Regions from separate parts of the Homo sapiens genome. Here region 2 is linked to region 1. Evidence: chromatin loops called from intact Hi-C (ENCODE). Cell type or tissue: transverse colon. All regions are shown on one strand. Region 1 holds the start of LOC124904882 (a long non-coding RNA gene). Region 2 overlaps PYGB (glycogen phosphorylase B).

What was found. Peaks named below come from ENCODE experiments on the same cell type or tissue, not always from the same donor. Only the 100,000 strongest peaks of a DNase experiment are listed, where the experiment ranks them.
Region 2: a loop joins it to region 1, with 5 times the contacts of the local background. A loop is called at or near these places in 7 of 110 quality-filtered maps.

The regions. Positions count from the first base shown.
Region 1 is chr20:25,064,934-25,067,433 of GRCh38, reverse strand. LOC124904882 (a long non-coding RNA gene) reads left to right here and starts at 837. Exons shown (of 2, transcript XR_007067555.1): 1 at 837-913. In transverse colon, a CTCF peak has its summit at 1,520; a DNase peak (open chromatin) is centred at 1,533.
Region 2 is chr20:25,293,462-25,295,961 of GRCh38, reverse strand. PYGB (glycogen phosphorylase B) reads right to left here. Exons shown (of 20, transcript NM_002862.4): 18 at 1,670-1,804; 19 at 292-358. It also overlaps a transcript of ABHD12 not described here. Among named protein-coding and RNA genes, the nearest start is that of PYGB, 47 kb to the right of the region's middle. RefSeq lists enhancers at 1-314, 1,360-1,882. In transverse colon, a CTCF peak has its summit at 1,358; a DNase peak (open chromatin) is centred at 413; H3K27ac peaks cover 2,018 bases.

The DNA.
Region 1 (2,500 bases):
GGGTGTGCATGTGTGTGGCGTGTGTTTGTGATGTGTGCGTGTGTGTGGTGTGTGCATTATGTGTAGTGTGTGTGGTGTGTGTGTGCGAGTGTGTGTGGTGTGGTTGTGTAGGGGTGTGTGTGGTGTGTGGTGTGTGTGCGTGCTGTGTGGTTGTGTGTGGTGTGTGTGGTGTGTGCGTGTGTGTGGTGTGTGTGTGGTGTGGTGCCTATGTGTGGTGTGTGCATGTGCATGACGTGTGTGTGGTGTGTGTGTGTGGTGTGGGGGGGTGTGAGGGTGTGTTTGTGCTGTGTATGGTGTGTGTGTGTGGTGTGTGTGTGTGGTGTGTGTGTGTAGTGTATGTGTGTCTATCCCATGCCCCATGTCTTGCATCCTCTTTTCTAAATTTTCTTTCTTTTTTACTCTATGCTACAATTTCTATTTAATGGGAAAATTTAATTAATTCAGTTATTACTGATATGATGTATGGACATATCTCTTGATCTTATTTTATATTTCCCAACTTGCCATCCTTGCTTGTTCCTTCCCCACTCCACCCTTTCCTGTTTTGTTTTATTAAAATTGACCAACTTTTCTTCCATTTCTTTCACCAATGGTTTGGAAATCACATACTCTTTTTAGTTTTCTAATAATTATACATAAAATTTAAACATACCTAATAAACATGTTTCTATCACTATGTAGAGTTAGCCTGCATTTATATCATTCCTCCATCCAGACAAAAACTTTGGCTGGACAAAAATGGCTTTACTTTACTTCTACTTCTCCCTGGTCCCCAGCCAAAAAACCTGACGCTTTCCCCAGAGCACCTTCGCAGTGCTCCCAGCTGCCCTCTCAAGCCACTTCCCAGGTCTGGCTGCCATTGTCAGACGCCACTGGACCGGAAATCTACCAAAACGTCAATGCCTGCTTGCACGTAAGTCCAGGATAAAGTTAATTCTAGTTAAACTAATATGAAAAGAAAACCACAAGGGGTGTTCCTGACTATATCCCTCAGTTATAGTTTCTGCCTTGAATTCTAACCCATTTGCCTGCTACCTGCCAGGGGCTCCTCCTCAGAATTTCTCTTCCACCAAGGGATTTGTGTTTTCCCAATTTATCAGACTTTTAAAGGAATCTATCTGTCTATCTATCATCTATCTATCTATCTATCTATCTATCTATCTATCTATCTATCATCTATCTATCTATCATCTATACACTTCCTGTACCCAGTCCGTCTTGATGGAGTATGTATCTTTGCGAGGGCGAACAGATTTCTCATATCCTCATCCAGAATTCCCCGAGTTCAGGACTATCACACTGTCTTGGCCATAGTCAATCTGTGTTGATTAATTTACTAAGGAGACAAAGGTTATTCTGAGAGGGCTCATTATTAGGGAAATGCTCCTGGGCTTCCTTTGATGGCGATATGATCTTAAGGAATGCGTGAGTTCTTCTGGTTGGCTTGTCCTGTGGAAGATTTGACAGATTGCTTAGATAGGCTGGAAAGCAGCATCAGTTACAGAGCCAGGGGGCAGTGTTGGCCAGCTTTACAATTTCTCAACATTCAGCCCGGTAAGAAATTTGACTAATGCTATTAGTTCCTCATCAATAGATACACATCCTCTTGGGTCCTCGCTGGTGTTTTCAGGGCTGGGGCCATGTTTCATCTCTCTTTGGGACCCACAGAAACTGGTCTCTGGGAAAGCCATGTCCAGCCCTAGCGATCAGCACCTTTGCAGACTAATTCCTCCCCTGCCTGTGGTCTCTGCTCAAAGCTGTGACTGCATCATAAACCTTCACACCTGAGTTTGAGCTGAGAGGCTGGGAAGCCCAAGAAGTTCCTGAGGCGGTAGGCAGAGATGCGATGGCAGTTTTAGTGACCTTTGCCTTCTCAGGACAGAGCAAAGGGGCCGACAGCTCAGATCTAGCCAAAGGCTGTTCCCTGGTTTCCCTCTCCCCCTTGTAGCCTCTTATCATGGAGGGATCAAGAAACCAGGTGATTGCTGCAAAACAAGCAACCGAGCAATATCTGCGTGATGACTCAAGCAGTGCACCTGGCTCCAAGACCACTCAGGGGACAGGGTGGGCTACCAGCAGGCATCAGGACCCCTGGCCCTCCATGTGTGTGGGGACTGGTTCAGGCTTCTGCTGGACGATGAAACTACAGGACAAAGCCATGAGGGCAGGTGGCCCCTGGTCTTTCAGGCACAGTGGAAACCCTGCTGCTGCCGGTGCCTCTGCCTGGGTGTGGGAGTCTGTTTCTCTGAGCACAGTGTTGAACTTGGGACTATCCCTTTTGTCCTCTGGACTATAAGCCTCCTCCTCTAAGGTCCACATTCTAGTTGTCACTCAAATTCAAACTAAAGCAAACGCCGAGTTCTAGCTGAGGATCCATTTCCTAGCTTCACCTCTCAATTTTTAGTTTTATGCAAGTCAAAATCTAAACCTTCCCAGCCAGAGCTGGCTGCCATTCTCAGAAGCTACTGGACTGGAAATCTACCAAAATGTCAATGCCTGC
Region 2 (2,500 bases), 230 kb before region 1:
CCCTGACTGAGGGAAGAGAAGGTCCCTCCCAGGGCCCTGCCCGTCACTCAGTTTCCAGGCCGCACATTCCTTTCTTGGCCATTAGGAGCTGTTTTTTTCAACGGAGGGAGTGACATTGACAGTGACAGCTTCCCTAAAGGCAGGCACAGCCGACTGATGACAGATCAGAATCACAAACCCCTCTGGCCCAGGCCAAGAATCTACTCAGCTTGGGAAATAAACAATCTGACCCAACACGTCTACATGGACCCACCCAGCTGCTCCCCTAGCCTCTGGACCCAGGAGCCTCACCCGGTACAGCTGGTCCACCTGTGCCTGGCACTGCATGTAGGCTTCATAGTCTGCAAACACCTTGAACCTGGAATGGGAGAAAGGAGGCTGGGCCAGGGCAGCAGGGAGCCCTGCCCACACTGTCCCGAGGGGAGAGTCCCAGGGCAGGAGGCCAGGCACCATCCACCTGGTCCTGTCTGGAGCGAAGGGGCCCACCCACGCAGCTGGTCAGAGCCAGGCTGCACCAGGCCCATTTGGCCACAGGGCTTCTCTGTGAGCAACACTTATGTCCTGGGACAATATTTTAGAAAAACCTTATTTCAACCCAACACTCCTTTAAATAAACTGGCATTTAAAACGTGTCTTCCACACGCAGGGCAGTTAGAGCTGCACATGGGAGAGGCCTCCTGGGCAGACAGTGGAGAGCCCATGGCGCCGCCTCAGGGCAGGGGGCACTTGCTGGGGAACGGCATCTCCATTTGCCGTCTTAAGTCTAACTGGGATTTGCCTACACAGGAAATACTGACTTGCAGTTCCTGATGTGCTGAACAAAAATGCCAGATTTATGAATCTACAAATGCATTTCTGTTCACTATCGAGTCAGAAGCACACTTCACGAAATGCAGAGTTCACAATTTTAAAAGCACTTCCTTTATCACAGACCTCAGCAGGGCCCAGGTTCCAGCCCAGATCCCAGCATGTGGTCAGAGCTGGTGTGACTGAAGCCAACAGGTGACACGGTCATCGAAGAGCAGCAGACAAAACTAAAACTAACCCAAAGGCAGCTGAAAGTGGAGGGCAGGTGAATTCCCAGCCCTCGCCGGATTCAACTTTTGCCAACGGTGAAGAACTGCCCTGAGCTGCAAACCTTACAAAGTCTGTAACTCTAGATAAACCATACCATGTGCTAACTGCACTGAAATAAAACACTAACTACATTATAATGTCACATCGTTGCAAGTGAAATCCATTTTCACCACTGCCTGTCACTGGCACTGACGCCTGCCGCGGTTCCGCAGCCCTTGTGCGCCCCCTACCCCACCCCAGGGAGTTTTGGGCCCATGCTCCCTCTACTGGCCTGCTGGGACACGGCTGCCCCTGGGACCTCCAACCAGCAGAGGACACCCCCTCCTGCTCAGCACATTGGTCCACAAGGCCTGGGGGCTGGACTGTGCTGCTGTGTCTCGCTGCCCAGGGCCCCCTGGCATTGCCAGAGGCCATCGCAAACTCCCAGCTGGGGTCTAAGGCTCTGCCCAGTAAGGTCTCATGGGCACAGTGGAGAAGACGTCCTGAAAGCACGGGTTTTGCTCTCCAAACAAGGTGGAATATCCAACCCACGAAGAGGACCCCTCCCTCCCTCCCTCCCTCCCAGCCACCCAACCAGGGAAGTCGGTCCCACCTGTCATGGTGCATCAGCATGTTCACGATGTCCTTGAAGCAGTCTGGCTCCTTGGGAGAAAAAAAGCCACTGCTGATCTGGTCCACGGCCTGCTTCAGCTCGGGCAGGTGGTCGTAGTACTCCCTGGCATTGTACCTGTGAGGCGATGGGCCAGGAGTCAGCAGCCAGCGCCCCAGGTGGGCCACCTTGGAGAACAAGCCATGTTGGTGCCTGGCACAGCCCCTGCCCCAGGATGGCCCTGGGAGCTCAAGGCCTGCACGGTCCAGGGCAGCAGCCAGTGGCCATGGGTGGTTACGAGGCCCTTGAGCAGGGACCTGCTCGAGCAGAGATGTGAAGTCAGTCTAAAGCCAATCCCACCTGCTCCTTTGACTGTTAAAGAAATGTCATCACTAGCAGATCTGCTAGGACATAGTGGCTGATGCCACATTCCTAGTGGAGAGGGCCACTCAGAACTTGGCTCACTGTGAAATCCTGGGCAGAGCTTTTGAAAAACAGACGGCCGGAGGGGCAGGAAGTGAAATGGAGCACCTTGGCTGGGACCTCGAAGATGGAAAAGGAAAAACGCAAGCAAGACCAGACAGGACAAGGCAGAGCTAAGTGGGAGAGGGACGGACGGGCAGACATGGGCATCCCAGGACGGGGCCCGGGCAGAAGAAGCTGTGTGAGGGCGCAGAAAGGGAGCACAGGCCTCTGTGCTCGGGCCAGCAAGGCACAGCTCTGACTTCAGATGGCATGTGTGGTTTCACCTGACCCTACTTAAGGCCTCACAGGCTCCCCAGTGCTTCAAGGCAATCAGGCAACACTGCCTTTTCTTTGTAATTATCGCTTGGA